Regions from separate parts of the Homo sapiens genome. Here regions 2 and 3 are each linked to region 1. A link is an interaction called in ENCODE POLR2A ChIA-PET data of the cell type or tissue named here. Cell type or tissue: OCI-LY7. All regions are shown on one strand. Each heading gives the region's core, and the rest is flanking DNA. Links, peaks and the distances in the headings are about the cores only.

Region 1 (5,651 bases), core at 826-4,825:
GTTTAAAACAAAGATGACGGTAACAGCCCTTTCCCAAAGCAGACCTCCTTTTTGCCTAGGGACTAGATTGCCTTTGTAGGACTAACAGCCACAAGACTAGAAATTATGGTTGTAGGAGTCATGCTGCTGGAGGCTACAAGATTCTGACCCTCACTAAACTGCTCCTAAGATTAGTGTTTGAGCTATTTTGTAGACTCTGCACTTGATGGATCAGTTGGCACCACCCAGACTGATAAACTGAATCATGTGATCTTGTGGCTCCTACCCAGGAACTAACTCGGTGCAGACAGCTTCAACCCCCTATGATTTCATCCCTGACCAACCTGCACTCCCAGCTCACCGGCTCCCCACCCCCAACCCACCAAGTTGTTCTTTTTTTTTTTTTTTTTTTTTTTTTGAGACGGAGTCTCCCTCTGTCACCCAGGCTGGAGTGCAGTGGGGCGATCTCGGCTAACTGCAAACTCTGCCCCCGCAGGTTCAAGTGATTCTCCTGCCTCAGCCTCCTGAGTAGCTGGGATTACAGGCGCACGCCACCATGCCCAGCTAATTTTTGTATTTTTAGTAGAGATGGAGTTTCACTATGTTGGTCAGGCTGGTCTCCGACTCCTGAGCTCATGATCTGCCTGCCTCAGCCTCCCAAAGTGCTGGGATTACAGCCATGAGCCACTGTGCCCAGCCCCAACCCACCAAGTTGTTCTTAAAAATTCTGCTTCTTGGGTGTGGTGGCTCATGCCTGTAATCCCAGCACTTTGGGAGGCCGAGGTGGGCGGATCACGAGGTCAGGAGATGGAGACCATGCTGGCCAACATGGTGAAACCCCGTCTCTACTAAAATACAAAAAAAAAAAAAAATAGCTGGGTGTGGTGGTGCGCACCTGTAGTCTTAGCTACTCAGGAGGCTGAGGCAGGGGAATTGCTTAAACCTGGGAGGCAGAGATTGCAGTGAGCCGAGGACGCTCCACTGCATTCCAGCCTGGCGACAGAGCAAGACTCCGTCTAAAAAAAAAAACAAAACAAAAAACAAACATCAACTCTGCTCCCCGAATGCTTGGGGAGACTGATTTGAGTAATAAAACTCAGGTCTCCCACACAGCCAGCTCTGAGCGAATTACTCTTTCTCCATTGCAATTCCCCTGTCTTGATAAATCGGCTCTGTCTAGGCAGCGGGCAAGGTGAACCCCTTGGGTGGTTACAGAAGCAGAAGGGGAGAAACAATTTCCAAGCCCTGAACACACATGCAGAGTCGCACCCACAGTTGGCTTAATTTAACATGACACAAAAAACGTTCCTGGCTAAACCGCTGCATATTAATTTGGACAATTACTTTCAGCCAGTGGCGTGCTAGGGCCAGCTTATACTGGCTCCAGAGAGGCAATTGTTAAACACTCAGAATTTTAACAGCAGGTTGGTGTCTTGAAATCGGCCACTGTTGGAAGTATTTACACCAAGGAAATTGGCAAATGTTATGAACTAGGGCATTTGGGGTGGGAGAAAAGAGCCACTTTACCAGCATACTCCTGCCTTTAGCCCAACTCAGCATTTCCTCCACCCACAAACTCTCAGTTTTGTTTGGTCTATTTCCCTCACTTACGCTTTAGTAGAGGCCGTATAGTGCAGTTAAGAGGAGGGGCTATAGGGCCATACTATCCTTGTGCAAGTCTATACACTAGCAATGGGACCCTGAGCACACTGCTTAATATCTCTATGATTCCTTGTTCCCATCCCTATGACTAGAGCTGTTCATTGCACCTTCTCATAGGATTTTCATGGGGTTAAATGAGTTAATACATTCAAAGGACCTAGAGCAGTGCCTGGAGAAAAAGGAGCTCCACAAGTATTAGCTATCATCATTCTAAAACTGAAATTTCAGTTAGTTCTCTTATTTTACTTTTGTGGTTAGAAGATGCAAATATCTACTCACCAGTTTAAACCCTGCACTGCTTGCTGAATATAAATATCCCCAATGCCTCACTTTTGGGTGAGTAATACCAGGTCAACTCACGCCTTCTTCCTCTCAAAAAAAAAAAAAAAGGAATAGCAGTGATACATGGTAAAAAGCCTACTCATACTATGATTCCAAAATGTGGGTATTGGTTTTGCATCTCATTTCCAGAATTAGAAAAAGTCTCCTCTGTATTTAGTTTTTATAAGTTCTCCTTTTTTTTTTTCCCATTTCAGTTTTAAGATGCGCTGTATTTTTCTTATTTTCAGGGTCCCGAAATCAGGATGGGTGTTTCAGTTGATGCATGCGTTTGATGTGGTTGTGTTTCTTTTCCTCCGCCTAAAAGCAGTTATTAAAATGATGGCGTTTGCAGATCTAGATTTGAAAGAAAAGAATAATGGTGCATCTTGCAATCAATAGTGTTTTAGAATCCAGGAAACACAGTAATAATACTCAACGAAAAAGTCAGTTCTAGGATGCCAGCTTCCGCATCCAGTGTCTTGTCCCCAGGAGCACGATGTTCCAAGGGTGGGGCTGTGTCCTGTTGTGCCTGCTGCAGCCATGCTTTCTTTCCTTTAGGATCAGTGTTGGTGGGGGCTTGGCCCAGGATTGGATGGTATCTTGTTTTGTTTTTTTGAGATAGAGTTTCACTCTCTCGCCCGGGCTGGAGTGCAGTGATCGCAGCCCACTACAGCCTCGAATTCCTGGGCTCAAGTGCCCTCCTGCCATGGCCTCCCAGTTCTGGGACTACAGGCATTAGCCCCTGTACCCAGCCATGGATGTTTTTTAAGTGTGCAAAGATTCCTCCTCATTCTTCAATTAAAAGCATAGTGAACCATCTGCTGGGCTGGGATTGGACTATGAGAGAGAAAAGCACTAAGACAAGCTGAAAACACAGGTGAAAGTAGCAAGCAGGCTCCCAAATAAAGAGCAGGCCCAGCTCTGCCAGTCAGCACGCGCACACACACACACACACACACACACACACACACACACGTTATGTTTTTGAGTCACGCCCCTTCCTTGTTCCACATGATTGGTCTACACTTCACACTTCCCCTATAATCTCAGTTTCTTTCACCTGGTTTCTTGCCCAAACAGCTTGTTGGGTTTAAGAAGGAGAAATCTATAAAAGAATTGAAGTCTCTTCAGGGAAGGGCCTAGCAGAGCAATTCTGGCTGTGGCAACTCCCCTGGGGTGGCTCCTCCCTAGCCATCTCCTGAGCACACAAGCAAGGACCCTTTCCTCTCAGCTGTCACTCTGGACATGTGTAATGATCCCAATACAGGAGACTCTGAGCCGCAGCCCCTAGGCCCACCTTACGTGTGAGAACTCTCCTGTGTGAGGCCGAGGCAAAGCTGCACGGGATCCTGAGAGAGCAGCAGCCAGAGCAGAAGCTGCAGGAGAGACTGGCACATGGAAGCCAGCCTGTCTCCACAGCCCATGTTCTTGTTTTGTTCTAACTCTACGTGCTTTGGTCGGTTTCCCCTACAACACAGCAGCAGCAGGTGGGCGCACAATGCAGGGACCGGCCCACCCTGACATGGCTGTGTTTGGCAGCCCTGCACACCCCCTTTTCTTTTTTTGCAGGAGTCAGGAGACTGGGGTGGAAGAGGTGGAGACCCAGTCATATCAGGCAAGGGAGGTCTGCACTGCGCTGCAGCCAGAAGGCTAACAGATCACATCCCCACTGTCCCTTCCCAGCTCTGCTCTCCTGCTCTGTGGAGCAGGCCTGGCTGGATACCCCACATGCTACTGCTCTGCATCCACCCCACCCCCACATTCACACTGAAGCCACAGTCCCCAGGCTTACTCCCAGCCAGTGCTGAGCAGGGGTGCAGGGGGTGGGCACTAAGCAGGCCATTTCTGCAAGATCCAGGACTCCTCCAAAGGGCAGCTTTGGCCCAGAGACTCCTCCTCCACCCAGCTGAACCTTTCTCAGAGCCGGGCTGCAGCCTAAGTCTCCCTACCTGTGCAGTAAAGAATTGAACCTTGCCCCTCAAAGAGGTCTAGTCTTTACCCTTGGCCCCCGGGAGGTCATCTTTGTTTGCCTGGGGGTCTTAGGCTGGCCAGATAGTAACAGTGTGACTTAGGGTGGGGAGTAGCCACACCAGAAAAGCCAACATTATGATTTGCATGGGGCTTGGGGTCACCAAGGTACCAACCAGGGCTCGAGTAAGCTTCCCTGCAGGGCACCCTTCAGATCCCCATCTCCTCACAGATACCTTGTTTATAAACCTCCACTAGCAGGATTCTGGAATTAAACACAGTAGCAGTTGATTGGCCCTTTGCAAATGAATTGAAATGGACCAATAAAAATGGAGAAATACACATACTCAGCAAATTATAGTAACATAGGCTTCATCCATCTACAAGTAAGAGAAAATGGCTGGGCACAGTGGCTCACACCTGTAATCCCAGCACTTTGGGAGGTCGACGCAGGTGGATCACATGAGGTCAGGAGTTCGAGACCAGCCTGGCTAACATGGTGAAACCCTATCTCTTAAAAATACAAAAAATTGGCCAGGCGTGGTGGCGCATGCCTGTAGTCCCAGTTACTTGGGAGGCTGAGGCAGGAGAATCACCTGAACCGGGGAGACAGAGATTGCAGTTAGCCGAGGTCGTGTTACTGCACTCCAGCCTGGGCAACAGAACAAGACTCCGTCTTGAAAAAACAGAAAAGAAAAAGAAAATGCAGCACGGATAGGTTACACAAGAAACAGAAATGAGCCAGAAAAACACTCCCAGTCCTTGCCAAGTTGGCAGTAAGCAGGGTGGCCGGCTCCCTCTCCCAAATCCATGCTGGAGAGACCATAGAGGGAAACAGGGATTCCAGGAACCAACAACCACAGCAGTAGCAACAAAACGTGTGAACCCCCTGGGGAGATGTCTCAGACCAGGATCTGGCCTTGGACACTTTCATATATGCACATGATACCAGAGTGAGCAGCCAGTGGCTTAGGGATGAGATGCTCTAAGTGGGGCATTGTCACTCCCTCAGAAGACAAATAGCAAACCCCATGAGCCATAAGTGTATCCAAAGCAGGACTGAACAGACAGACCAAGAATGTAAGACAAGCCCCATACGTATAATTAAGGCGCTAAGACAAAACAGAGTAAGTAGAAATATTGTGTCCAGAATTTATTACTTCCGGTGGGTTCTTGGTCTCACTGACTTCAAGAATGAAGCCACAGACCCTCGCGGTGATTATTATAGTTCTTAAAGATGGTGTGTCCGGAGTTTTTTCCTTCAGATGTTCAGATGTGTCCAGAATTTCTTCCTTCCGGTGGGTTTATGGTCTCGCTGACTTCAGGAGTGAAGCTGCAGACCTTCGCAGTGAGTGTTACAGCTCTTAAAGGCAGCGTGTCAGGAGTTGTTTGTTCCTCCCTCCCAGTGGGTTCATGGTCTTGTTGACTTCAGGAGTGAAGCCGCAGACCTCCGCAGTGAGTGTTACAGCTCATAAAAGTAGTGCGGACCCAAAGAATGAGAAGCAAAAAGATTTATTGTGAAGAGCGAAAGAACAAAGCTTCTACAGCATGGAAGGACACCTGAGCTGGTTGCCGCTGCTGGCTGGGGTGGCCAGCTTTTATTCCCTTATTTGGCCCCGCCCACATCCTGCTGATTGTTTTACCAAGTGCTGATTGGTCCATTTTACAGAGTGCTGATTGGTCCATTTTTACAGAGCGCTGATTGGTGCATTTACAATCCT
Region 2 (5,651 bases), core at 925-4,924, 67 kb before region 1:
TGGCATTTGGTCTGGAGAAGAGAGGTGGGTCAATATGGCAGAAGCTCTTGAAGCGAACCTCCACCTAACCAAATCATCCGGGTAGCAGATGCTCCCTGTTGCCTCTATAGAACCCGCTAATGCCCACGGCGTGCCAGATACCCAACTAGTAGAGGTACTCTCAGGTACTTCTGTTCCCACAAATTGAGCTAAGCGCTCACAAGAAGCCAGGGCTATTGGTTCCCAACCCACATCTGCCCATGCTACTTGCAATTCTGATTATGCAATTTAATTATCATGAAAACCAATGAAATGTGAGTGCAAAAATAAGTTCTTGTTCCTATGAAAACTAGAGTTGTATGCTTTGGAAAGATTTGATAAAAAGAAGTTACACACAAAAATTGCTGTTGAATTAGTGTGGGAAAGACATGTGGTGAAGACTAGCAAAAAAATCATAAATATTTTAGGGTAATTCTCGGTAATGTAGAGTAAGGCTCGGATTGCCTTGTGTGTTTCAGTTCTCCTTCTACTCTAAAGAAACCCAAACTGGAATGTATGGTAGATTCCAATAGAAAAGTAAGCTCTGTGAGTGCAGAGACTTTGTGTTGTTTACTGCTGTGTCCTTATCACCTAAATTATGTCTGGCACATAGTAGGAACACAACACATATTTGTAGAATAAACAAACTGTAGGTTGGGCGCAGTGGCTCACGCCTGTAATCCCAACACTTTGGGAGGCCGAGGTGGGCGGGTCATGAGATCGAGAGATCAAGACGAGCCTGGCCAACATGGTGAAACTCCGTCTCTACTAAAAATACAAAAATTAGCTGGGCATGATGGCACACTCCTGTAATCCCAGCTACTCGGGAGGCTGAGGCAGGAGAATTGCTTGAACCTGGGAGGTGGAGGTTGCAGTGTGCTGAGATCACACCACTGCACTCCAACCTGGCGAAAGAGCGAGACTCTGTCTCAAAAAAATAAATAAATAAACTGTAGATACAGGGAATGCAAGAAAGATAAAGCAGAACTTCAATTAATAGATACCTGCTCCAAGAAAATGCCTTGATCCTACCCTTAAAGAAAATGATAACGAAACTTACCTTTATGTGCTTTAAGTTAAAATTGAAAGTTTAAGGTATGCTTTTACCATTTTCCCTGGTTTCCCTTGCAGATATTTTTAGTTAGTGAAATATCTACTGTCCTGACCACATTGGACAGGGGGGCTTAGCTTGTATTCAGAAGTGGGGACAGCATTTTGGTTATCTAATAGGCACTGCCCACCCCATGGTGGATTTCCAGATCAGCAGAGGACTACCCAGATCATGATACTTAATGCAGACTCCTCTGATCTCCCCTCTCCAGAAGGTAACTAGAAAAACCTGCTCTGGCTCAGAAAGGAAGAGACCTGATAGGAGGCAGGTTGCATCTCTAGATAGAGATTGGTCCAGAAGGAAAGGCCATCCCTTTGAACCTTCTCTGACCCTACGGTAAGCTATAGTGGGGATGTGTGCAGGTAACAAATGCCTCTTCCACTTCAGATTGTGTTTGAGATTCTTTGGATTTGGACTTAGAGGATCTGAGCTCAAATTTCTATATACAATTAGCCCTTGAACAACACAGGTTTGAACTACACAGTCCACTTATACGTGAATTTTCTTTTGCCTCTGCCACCCCAGAGACAAGAAGACCAAACCCTCCTCTTCCTCCTCCTCCTTCTCAGTCTGCCTACTTAACATGAACATGATAAGGATGAAGTGGAAGTGATGATCCACTTCCATGTAATGAATATAAATATATTTTCTCTTTCTCCTTCCTTCCCTTCTTCCTTCCTTTTCCTTCCTTCCTTCCCTCATTTTCCTTCCTTCCTTCCTTCGCTTTTTCCTTCCTTCCCTCCTTCCTTTCTTTCTTGACAGAGTCTTGCTCTGTCATGCAGGCTGGAGTGCAGTGACACAATCATAGCTCACTGCAGCCTTGAACTCCTGGGCTCAAGTGATCCTTCTGTCTCAGCCTCTGGAGTAGCTGGAACTATAGGTGCACAACACCACACCCAGCTAATTATTTATTTATTTTTTTAATTTTTTCTTTTTTTTGAGATAGAGTCTCATTCTGTCACCCAGGCTAGAGTGCAGTGGCATTATCTCGGCTCACTGCAACCTCTGCCTCCCAGGTTCAAGCAATTCTCCTGCTTCAGCCTTCCGTGTAGCTGGGATTATAGGCGCCCACCACCATGTCTGGCTAATTTTCATATTTTCAGTAGAGACGGGGTTTCACCATGTTGGCCAGGCTGGTCTCAAACTCCTGACCTCAGGTGATCTGCCCACCTCAGCCTCCCAAAGTGTTGGGCCACCGTGCCCAGTCAATTATTTTTTATTTTGTAGAGATGGAGACTCACTGTGTTGCCCAGGCTGGCCTCAAACTGCTAGACTCAAGTGATTCTCCTGCCTTGGCCTCCCAAAGTGCTAGGATTACAGGTGTGAGCCACCATGCAAGGCCTATAATTAATAACATTTTCTTTCCTCTAGCTTACTTTATTGTATATAAGTAAGCTTTATTGTATATAAGCATATATACTTTATTGTATATAAGTATATAAGACATACAAAATATGTGTTAGTTGGTTGTTTATAATATTGGTAAGGTTTCCAGTCAACAGTAGGCCATTAGTAGTTAAGTTTTGGGGGAGTTAAAAGTTACATGTGAAGTTCTTACTGCACAGGAGTTGGTGCCCTTGTCCCTGTGTTATTCAAGGATCAACTACTAATATATTAACCTTGTGGCCTTGAACTAATTAGCACACTTCTCCAAGCCAGAACTTCCTAACTGGTGGCCAGGGAGTGGGTTACAGGTATGATAAGATATTGATCCTCTCAATGCAAGGCCTAGGGCAGCTAGAACCTCTGGGTTAATTACCTCTGGTGCCAGCAGCCTCATACTTTTTCCATAGTGTGATATGTGTGTGTGTGTGTGTGTGTGTGTGTGCACATAAATGTTTTTTTCCGTTTCCTATGTGTATCATGATATGGAACAGGTTATGAACATTAAGAGTTGCAGCATTAGCTCCTCAGCTAATAATGCCCATTATGCCTCTGTGAACAGGTTGTTGAGAGGATCATATGAGATACAGGTGTGAAATACTGTGAAAACTGTGAGAGTTATAAAGTAGTAGGCAGGGTGCAGTGGCTCACGCCTGTAATCCCAGCACTTTGGGAGGCCAAGGCGGGTGGATCACCTGAGGTCGGGAGTTCAAGATCAGCCTGACCAACATGGTGAAACCCTGTCTCTACTAAAAATACAAAATTAGCCGGGCATGGTGGCACATGCCTGTAGCCCCAGCTACTTGGGAGGCTGAGGCAAGAGAATCGCTTGAACCTGGGAGGTGGAGGTTGCGGTGAGCTGTGATCGTGCCATTGCACTCCAGCCTGGGCAGCAAGAGCAAAACTCCGTCTCAATAAAATAAAGCAGGAGGCCTCATGACAGACCAAGTGCCTGGTGTTATCTAGCAGCACGGGAAAGTTTGATTCCATTTCTCTAGCCCTAGTTTCTTCACCAGATTCTTGAATCAGTAGAGAAAGAAGGGTGGGGGCAGGAGGAGTTGGCATATGGTGATCAAAATATTATCTTTATTTCTGGTAACTCTGATATTAGCATTATCTGTAGACAAGTGAGCTTCCTAATACTAAACCCCAATATCATTTTCCCACCCAGTCATGGGTAGCTCCAAATATTCATCTCCTGCAGGGGAAACGTCTGTACAGGGCAGAAAGCATACTCCCTGTGGGCAGAAAAGAGAAGAGGAGGGGATTGGTCCATGCATGTCAAGTTTCTTCTTCTACACTTGCCAGTCAGATACCTCACTTACCTCTCCTGGGACGGAGTGAGGGGTGGGAGGGAACAGGGGCAGGAGTGTTCCATTAATAGACTAGTGGGTAGGATTCTTCACACTGAAGAATGCATATCACTTGTACCTGCTTGAGATTTGGAAGGAGGCTGTGGTCTGTGTTGTCTGCTGTTTCCTTGCAAATATGGGCACAGGGGCACTGGACTTCCACAGGTGTCATTCTGGAGCCACACCTACTGTGGTGGCTTCCTGGTCCCTTCACCTTCTTGACGGGGACACAGGTAGCAGCTTCTTTAGCAGACATTTCTGCAATGTTCTGCTGGTTATTGCTGGCAACATAGCCTAGGACCTGCTCCTTTAGCCTACCAGTGAATTTTTAAGCACCTAATTTCCTGAATTAAATTCTTTTCTTCTTAGAGTGTTCAAGTGGTGGCTATTATCTGAAATATAACAGTGATGGAGGAGCATTTTATCAGTATTAACCTTTCTTGGAAAACTTCTCTTTTGCTGTCCCCTCCCTGCCTTCCTGCATTGGTTCTTTTTGTTTCTTATTGACCAGCATTGGGTCACATACCTATACCTAAAACTATCACTGACCAAGGGAACACTGTCCATGTTCAGATCACACTAATCATCAAATAGCCAGTGTGGAATGGTGAGCATCCCACCTTTTTAGACATATATTTTCTCATCTAGCAGCTTAGGTTCTGCTGATTATTTTGGGACCCCATGCCTAGGTCTTAGAGAGAAATCTTCAACATTTAAAAGCTAATCTTATTCCAAGCTACCTCACCAGATTCCTGGGTTCTTCTCTAATTATAATCTAAACTAGCACTCTTCTGCAACACATTAAATATCTGTTGAATAACAACAACTGTGATATGTTATTATGAATAACACAATAAATATCTGTTGAATTGATTGGATTTTAACTCTGAGTCTGGCAGTTTCAGAGGCAGCCCTGGGTTACCCTGGGTTACTACTGATGGAGAGTAGGCTACAAAGCCATTACACCTCAGCTATTGGCTACTCAAGTGCATGCCTTGGAATGGCAGCAGGAAGAGCAGGTGAAACTCATTGTCAGACCCTTGTCTCCAGTTCATTACTTAAAAAAGAACAAAGACTTCTAGATGCCCTTGAAGAAAGAGGAGTGCCGTCTTCCCTTTTGTCACCTGGGTTGCTTTCTGGAGAAATCAGGCCTCACCTCCTTCCACAGTCTGACACAGTGATGACATTTTTTAAGGACGGTAGTGGTTTTGGTTAAATTATCTTTCCTCTTGGAGATTCAGATCCAATCAGTGAATATATATCGAGTATCTGCTTCATGCAAAGAATGCACGGGGCTGTAGAGTACACATCTTGTTTCTTATCCCCAAGTGGTTTATCAACTCATGTGTAAACAATGCTTTTTCTTGTTTTTCACTACTCAGGTCATTAAAGGAAGATCTAAAATTCATATTTCTGATTCATTTGAATGGGTGCATATGGGGAGATAGGAAGGAGTTTTACTTCAGTTCATAAAAGTTTTAAACTGCAATCTTTTTCTGGAGAGCAGGGGGGACAGAGTCTCACTCTGTTGCCCAGGTTGGAGTTTAGTGGAATAATCACGGCTCACTGCAACCTCTGCCTCCTGGGCTCAAACAATCCTCCTGCCTCAGCCTCTTGGCGCATGCCACCATGGGGGCCCAGCTAATTTTTCTGTAGAGATGAGGTCTCACTACTGCCCAGGCTGGTCTCAAACATCTGGACTCAACTGATCCTCCCACTTCAGCCTCCCAAAGTGCTGGGATTACAGGCATAAGCCACCACACCCAACCTACAATCTTTTAAGTCAT
Region 3 (5,651 bases), core at 925-4,924, 120 kb before region 1:
TTCTATTTCCCATTATTTTCCAACTTAAACATCTAGGGACTAAAGATTAATTTATCCTCCCAATGCTGGCAACAGGCAAGTCATTCTGTAATATATATTGGGAAATTAATGGACTTCCATTAGGGGAGAAGTAAACAAAAGTTGATAATATATATGCCGGTTTATCTATAGACACACAGTATCAGGAGCTGAAGAATGAATAGCTCTAAGCCAGGCTTGTTGTTAGGTTGAAAAAAAACCCAACCAGCCAACCACCAATTTGGTTTTTCTCAAGCTGTCAGCTGAAGCAGACAGAAGTAAAATGTTAAGTTGAGGGTGTTTTAAGGAACAAAGAAGATGCTATACTTGTTCCCATATTCTCCACCAAGTCAACCCTCCTTATGTGGCAGGGAGAGCTGCACTCAGACCCCGGATGCCTAGGGAGAAACTGGGAGGAATTTTTGCTCCCATCGCAGGTAGGATCTGGTGGTTTGTTGAAATCCACGTGGTTAGGAAACCTCAGATTAATCACCTGAGTGGTTTGGGAGACAGGTTGCTAGAGGCCAGAGGCACTCAGAGGCAAAAGGACACTGAGGCTTTATAAAGGCTCCTTCCATGGTGGACACTTGACAGCAGACACAGCAACCTACGATATCAGCCTCAGCGTTTACTGTTCCCCTACTCCAGAGTACAAAATATCTCCCTAGGTATTGAGCAAAAACACTGCGAGAACCATTCAACCTACTTCTATATAAATGTAGTCTTCATACTACATTAGACATTTTTTTTTTTTTTTTGAGACGCAGTCTGGCTCTATTGCCCAGGCTGGAGTACAGTGGCGTGATCTCGGCTCACTGCAACCTCCGCCTTCCGGGATCAAGCGAGTCTCCTGCCTCAGCCTCCGGAGTAGCTGGGATTACAGGCATGCACCACCGCGCCCGGCTAATTTTGTATTTTTAGTAGAGACGGGGTTTCGCCATGTTGGTCAGGCTGGTCTCGAACTCCTGACCTCGTGATCATCCCGCCTCGGTCCCCAAAGTGCTGGGATTACAGGTGTGAGCCACTACACCCGGCCGACATAAGACGTTTTGTTGGCTAACATTAGTACAGCACCCTAGAGTTTGTAAAGTGCACTCAGATCGATGGTCTTAATTGATCCAGTTGCACACAAACCTTATCATGATGTTCTGATTGTGAGCCATCAGTAAATAGTGGTGGTACTGAAGTTCTCCAGAACATGTCTCAGTCAGGGAAACCCTTCAATATGGTCTTACAAAGAAATATTAGTTTATTTGATAACTGAAAAGACAGAGGGTCTTGCTCTGTCACCCAGGCTGGAGTGCAGTGGCTTGATCATGGCTCACTGCAGCCTTGAGCTCCTGGGCTCAAGTGATCCTTCCACCTCAGCTTTCTGGGTAGCTGGGACTAGAGGCACACACCACCACACCCAGCTAGTTTTTAATTTTTTTTTTTTGTAGAGGTGGGGTCTTGCTATATTTCCCAGGTTGGTCTTGAACTCCTGGCCTCAAGTAATCCTCCTGCCTTGGCCTCTCAAAGCACTGGGATTACAAGTGTGAGCCACTGCACCTAGCCATAAGATATATTTAAGACAAAAGCTAATTGGTGTTGGCAGGTAAAACTCAAGAAAGGTGCAGGTATCCAGGTCCTCTTCTCTCCCTGGATCCTGTAGACAGTTGGGCTTTTTGGGGTGCAGCTGGATGCACCATCAATCATCTGAGGAGGGACCCCTGGTACCTCTTCCTTTTCATAGGTCAACTTGAGAGGGACTTTGCTGTGGTGGGAAAGTATTTCAGGGTTCAGACACTGATCAGCATGAGCATAGGGGCCCAAGGCTTAAGGAAGTGCTATGAAATGCCCAGCTAGTGTCTTCAGATCTCCTGGTACCATAGGAAGTTGAAGTTGGGCACAGCCAGCCTCTCCTCTTGGGGAAACAGTAAGGTAGCCCATTGCCAGGCAAACCCAAAAGGAGCTCTTAGGACCATTCATTGGATATTCCTATTTGTCACACCACACTTTCTACCCATATCCCCCAAACTTAGCTAGTACTTAGAACATAAAAAGTACTCCAAAAATAACTACAGCTGCCATTAATTGAGGGCCTATTGTGTGCAAGTGACTTGGCATATTTTATCACTAGTTCTCACAATGACTGTGCAAGATAGGTATTATTAGCTCTATTTTATAGATGAGGAAACAGAAGCTAGAGAAGGCTAAGTGACTTGCTTAGTAATATGCAAGTCACATAGAGCTAGTAAATGGTGGAGCTGAAATATGAACCCATATCTCTGTGACTCCTTTTACCCCCAGGCTATGTAGCCTGTCACTGTGAACATAGTCTCTCTCCTCTCCTCCCCACTGGCCCCCGTACATGTGTGTCTGTCTGTCTCCAGCTCGACCTCTCCCTGTCCTGCTGTCTCTGTTTCTCTCTCATCTGTGGGTAGGTTCCCACCACTTCCTTTCCTGAAGTCCATGCCTTGCGTGCCTGCCTACTGAAATGTGCTTCACCAGTGAGGCCTCCTGACCCTTCTGCATTGTCACAAGCTGGCCTGGATGATTTTTCTCACCTCACCCAGTCTAGTTTGCTCTCTACCTTCCAAGCCCAGCAGGTACTTGAAAAGTAGTGGTCATCTGCTGTTAGTAAAAGCTCCAAGTAAGAAAAATGTAAGCTAAACTAGGAGCAGAACAAAAAGGAAGTTAAGAGATAAGAACCAAACCTGGTTTCTTGGCAGGGCACTTAGGGAAAGAATGACCCAAGGTCAGTCAAACCTGCACCCTAAAGCAGGAAGGGCCTCTGGCCTTTTCACTCAGCAAGATGCTCAGGGGACAACCCAGAACATAGTGACTCTGGCTGAGGACGCTGTTACATTCCCCAGGGACTTGTAAGGCCTAACAATCACCATCCTCCTCCCGCTCCTCCTCATCAAATGCATTTATTAAACAGCCTAATTATTAAACAAGGCAGGTGGAAGAGAAAGGTGGGAAATTGGAAGGTTGAATCAAGCTTTTTAAAAAGCTAGAAAAATGACTCACTTTGTGTAACCTCTCATTTGGAGAAAAAAGTGGATGTTCCTGATCCAGCCAGGTACATTTTTAGACCTGTAGGGGAGAGATAGGGAAACAGACCATTTTTTCTCTCAGTCACAACTACTGTGAGCTCAGAGCTGAACTGCCAGGCCTCTAGAATAAATTCAGAGGATTTATTCTTCCAACAAGGGCCAGAAAACTGACAGAATCACAGGCAAGAATAATATCTGTTCAAGTCAATGTTTAGAATATTAGAAGTGTGAAGACATTTTATTAGCAAATCCACCAGATTTTCTCCTTAAGGTAAGAAATTGTGCTCTATTTTTTTCTCCTTCCTTTTTCTTTCTTTCTTTCTCTCTTTCTTTCTCTTTCTCTCTCTCTCTTTCTTTCAGAGTCTCACTCTATTGCCCAGGCAATCTCAGTTCACTGCAACCTCCACCTCCTAGGTTCAAGTGATTCTCCTGCCTCAGCCTCCTGAGTAGCTGGGATTACAGGCATGCACCTCCATGCCCAGCTAATTTTTGTATTTTTAGTACAGAGAAGGTTTCATCATGTTGACCAGGCTGGTCTCAAACTTCTGACCTCAGGTGATCCACCCACTTTGGCCTCCCAAAGTGCTGGGATTACAGGCATGAGCCACCACGCCCAGCTATTTAGTTTTAAATCCTGGGATGGAGCCCAGTGTCTGACACAGAGAGATGCTCAATAAATGTTTGCTAGGGCCAGGCATGGTGGCTCATGCCTGTAATACCAGCACTTCAGAAGGCCAAGGCAGGAGAATCATTTGAGCCCAAGAGTCCGAGACCAGCCTGGGCAATATAGCAAGATCCCCATCTCTACAAAAAAAAATTTAAAACAATTATATTGAAAAGCTTACTAGGATAAAATTGAAGGCAAGAGCTGAGTCTTGCACAATTTTGTATTCCATTCAGTGCCCAGCACTAAGTGAATGAGTGCCTGCAGGCATTAATGAATGAAAAATGCACTTTTTGATTTGCCTTTGAAGGAAAGCATATGCCTTTGCAAGCAGTGGTATCATCTTCCTAATTATCCAAGAAGTCTGTGTTCTCTTCTTAATTTCATTTTGATTTTGTTCCCTTAAGAAGACAGAGCTTTTGCTAAACGAATCTGGCTACTAAAAAGAAACAGTTCTGCTGGCTTTTCTTCTTCCTCATGTAGTGGCAAACAGTCCTGAACTTCTGGATCTGTCAAGGTATTTCCTATGTTCCTGTCTGGGCACAGGTCAGGATTCTCCCAGGAGCTGGTCTCATTTGCCTTCAGCTTTCCTGGTCCTCCTGTCGAATCTCACCTCTCCTCCTTGTTCTTTGTTTTGCCCCAGTTGAGTTTTAATCCCTTTTGCCCAGCAGCTCCCTCCTCTCCCAGTACAGTAAATCTCATCTCTCTCAGTGTAGCACATTAGCACATTTACGTGGAAAGTATTTAATACATATGGATCATATGGGTAGCCAAGAAAGTACATGGTCTGTGGGGGGGAAACTGAAGTAGGAGCAGGGAGAGGCAAGAACCTTTTCTCAAAAGAGTCCTGAGTGTGGCCAGGCACGGTGGCTCACACCTGTAATCCCAGCACTTTGGAAGGCCAAAGGAGGTGAATCATTTGAGGTCAAGAGTTCAAGACAAACCTGGCCAATATGGTGAAACCCGGTCTCTACTAAAAATACAAAAATTAGCCAGGCAGTGGTGGCGCATGCCTGTAATCCCAGCTACTTGGGAGGCTGAGGCTCGAGAATTGCTTGAGCTTGGGAGGCGGAGGTTGTGGTGAGTCAAGATCATGCCGCTGCACTCCAGCCTGGGTGACAGAGTGAGACCCTGTCTCAAGAAAAAAAAAAAAAAAGAGTCCTGAGTGGAGGGATAGTAGGGATCAGTGATGAGCTTTCTTTTCACAAACAGAAACAGGTGTGAGTCACTGAAGGGGCTTCATTTGGGAGATGAAGTACATTTCATTCTATCAGTTCCCTTCACAAATATATAAAAGCTCCCTATTTTACAGCTGAGGAACTGAAACTCAGAGAGGTTAGGAGACTTCCTGACCACACCTTCAGGCTGAGCTAGGTACCCCTCCTCTAGGCTTCTCTCATGGGACCTCTGTCTTAGTGCTCATCACACTGTGATACAGTTACTTACTAATATCTTTTTCTACTCAATTTTCTGTGCACTCACAGAAGGCAGAAACTGTACCTTTCATTTCCATGATTCTCATGGATAAAGCCCTCAATAAATGTTTGCCAGATGAATGACTTGCCCAAGGTCACACTGCTAATATATGGCAGAACCGGGACCAGAACCAAGACCTCCGACTCCCCAGATCCCATATCCTTGCTGTTCTCCTGGGATGTTTTCTGGAAGAAAATGAGCTGTGGGCCTAAAAAGAAGCCAATCAAGCATTTGGCAGGTTAGTGAACTATACTGAGAGATTTTTTTTTTTTTTTAACTTTCATTCTCCTTTCTTTTTGCTATTGTCAAGAATTTTAGGCAGTTACTCAGAGCTGAGCCAGGTGGGTCACATCTATAATCCCTGCTCCCAAAATAGCTGAATTCATCATGTCTTCAGAGGGGGAGGCTTTGCCGATAAAAGTGAGGGCTGCAAATCTCCACAGATGGCTTTCTCG

What was found. ChIA-PET counts read pairs that join two places held together with the same protein. Peaks named below come from ENCODE experiments on the same cell type or tissue, not always from the same donor. Only the 100,000 strongest peaks of a DNase experiment are listed, where the experiment ranks them.
Region 2: POLR2A ChIA-PET joins it to region 1 with 14 read pairs; 5 of 35 experiments call an interaction of 5 or more read pairs at or near these places.
Region 3: POLR2A ChIA-PET joins it to region 1 with 13 read pairs; 6 of 35 experiments call an interaction of 5 or more read pairs at or near these places.

Annotation. Positions count from the first base shown.
Region 1 is chr14:65,202,883-65,208,533 of GRCh38, reverse strand. No RefSeq gene overlaps it. Among named protein-coding and RNA genes, the nearest start is that of LINC02324, 17 kb to the left of the region's middle. RefSeq lists enhancers at 40-129, 3,393-3,502. In OCI-LY7, for the core only: no CTCF peak of the experiment used is centred there; DNase peaks (open chromatin) are centred at 1,613, 1,943, 2,343 and 2,963; H3K4me3 peaks cover 3,330 bases; H3K27ac peaks cover 4,000 bases.
Region 2 is chr14:65,270,118-65,275,768 of GRCh38, reverse strand. No RefSeq gene overlaps it. Among named protein-coding and RNA genes, the nearest start is that of LINC02324, 51 kb to the right of the region's middle. In OCI-LY7, for the core only: no CTCF peak of the experiment used is centred there; no DNase peak of the experiment used is centred there.
Region 3 is chr14:65,318,274-65,323,924 of GRCh38, reverse strand. No RefSeq gene overlaps it. Among named protein-coding and RNA genes, the nearest start is that of MIR4708, 14 kb to the left of the region's middle. RefSeq lists enhancers at 2,239-2,328, 2,549-2,658, 4,729-4,948. In OCI-LY7, for the core only: no CTCF peak of the experiment used is centred there; DNase peaks (open chromatin) are centred at 2,424, 2,844 and 4,165; H3K4me3 peaks cover 2,610 bases; H3K27ac peaks cover 3,356 bases.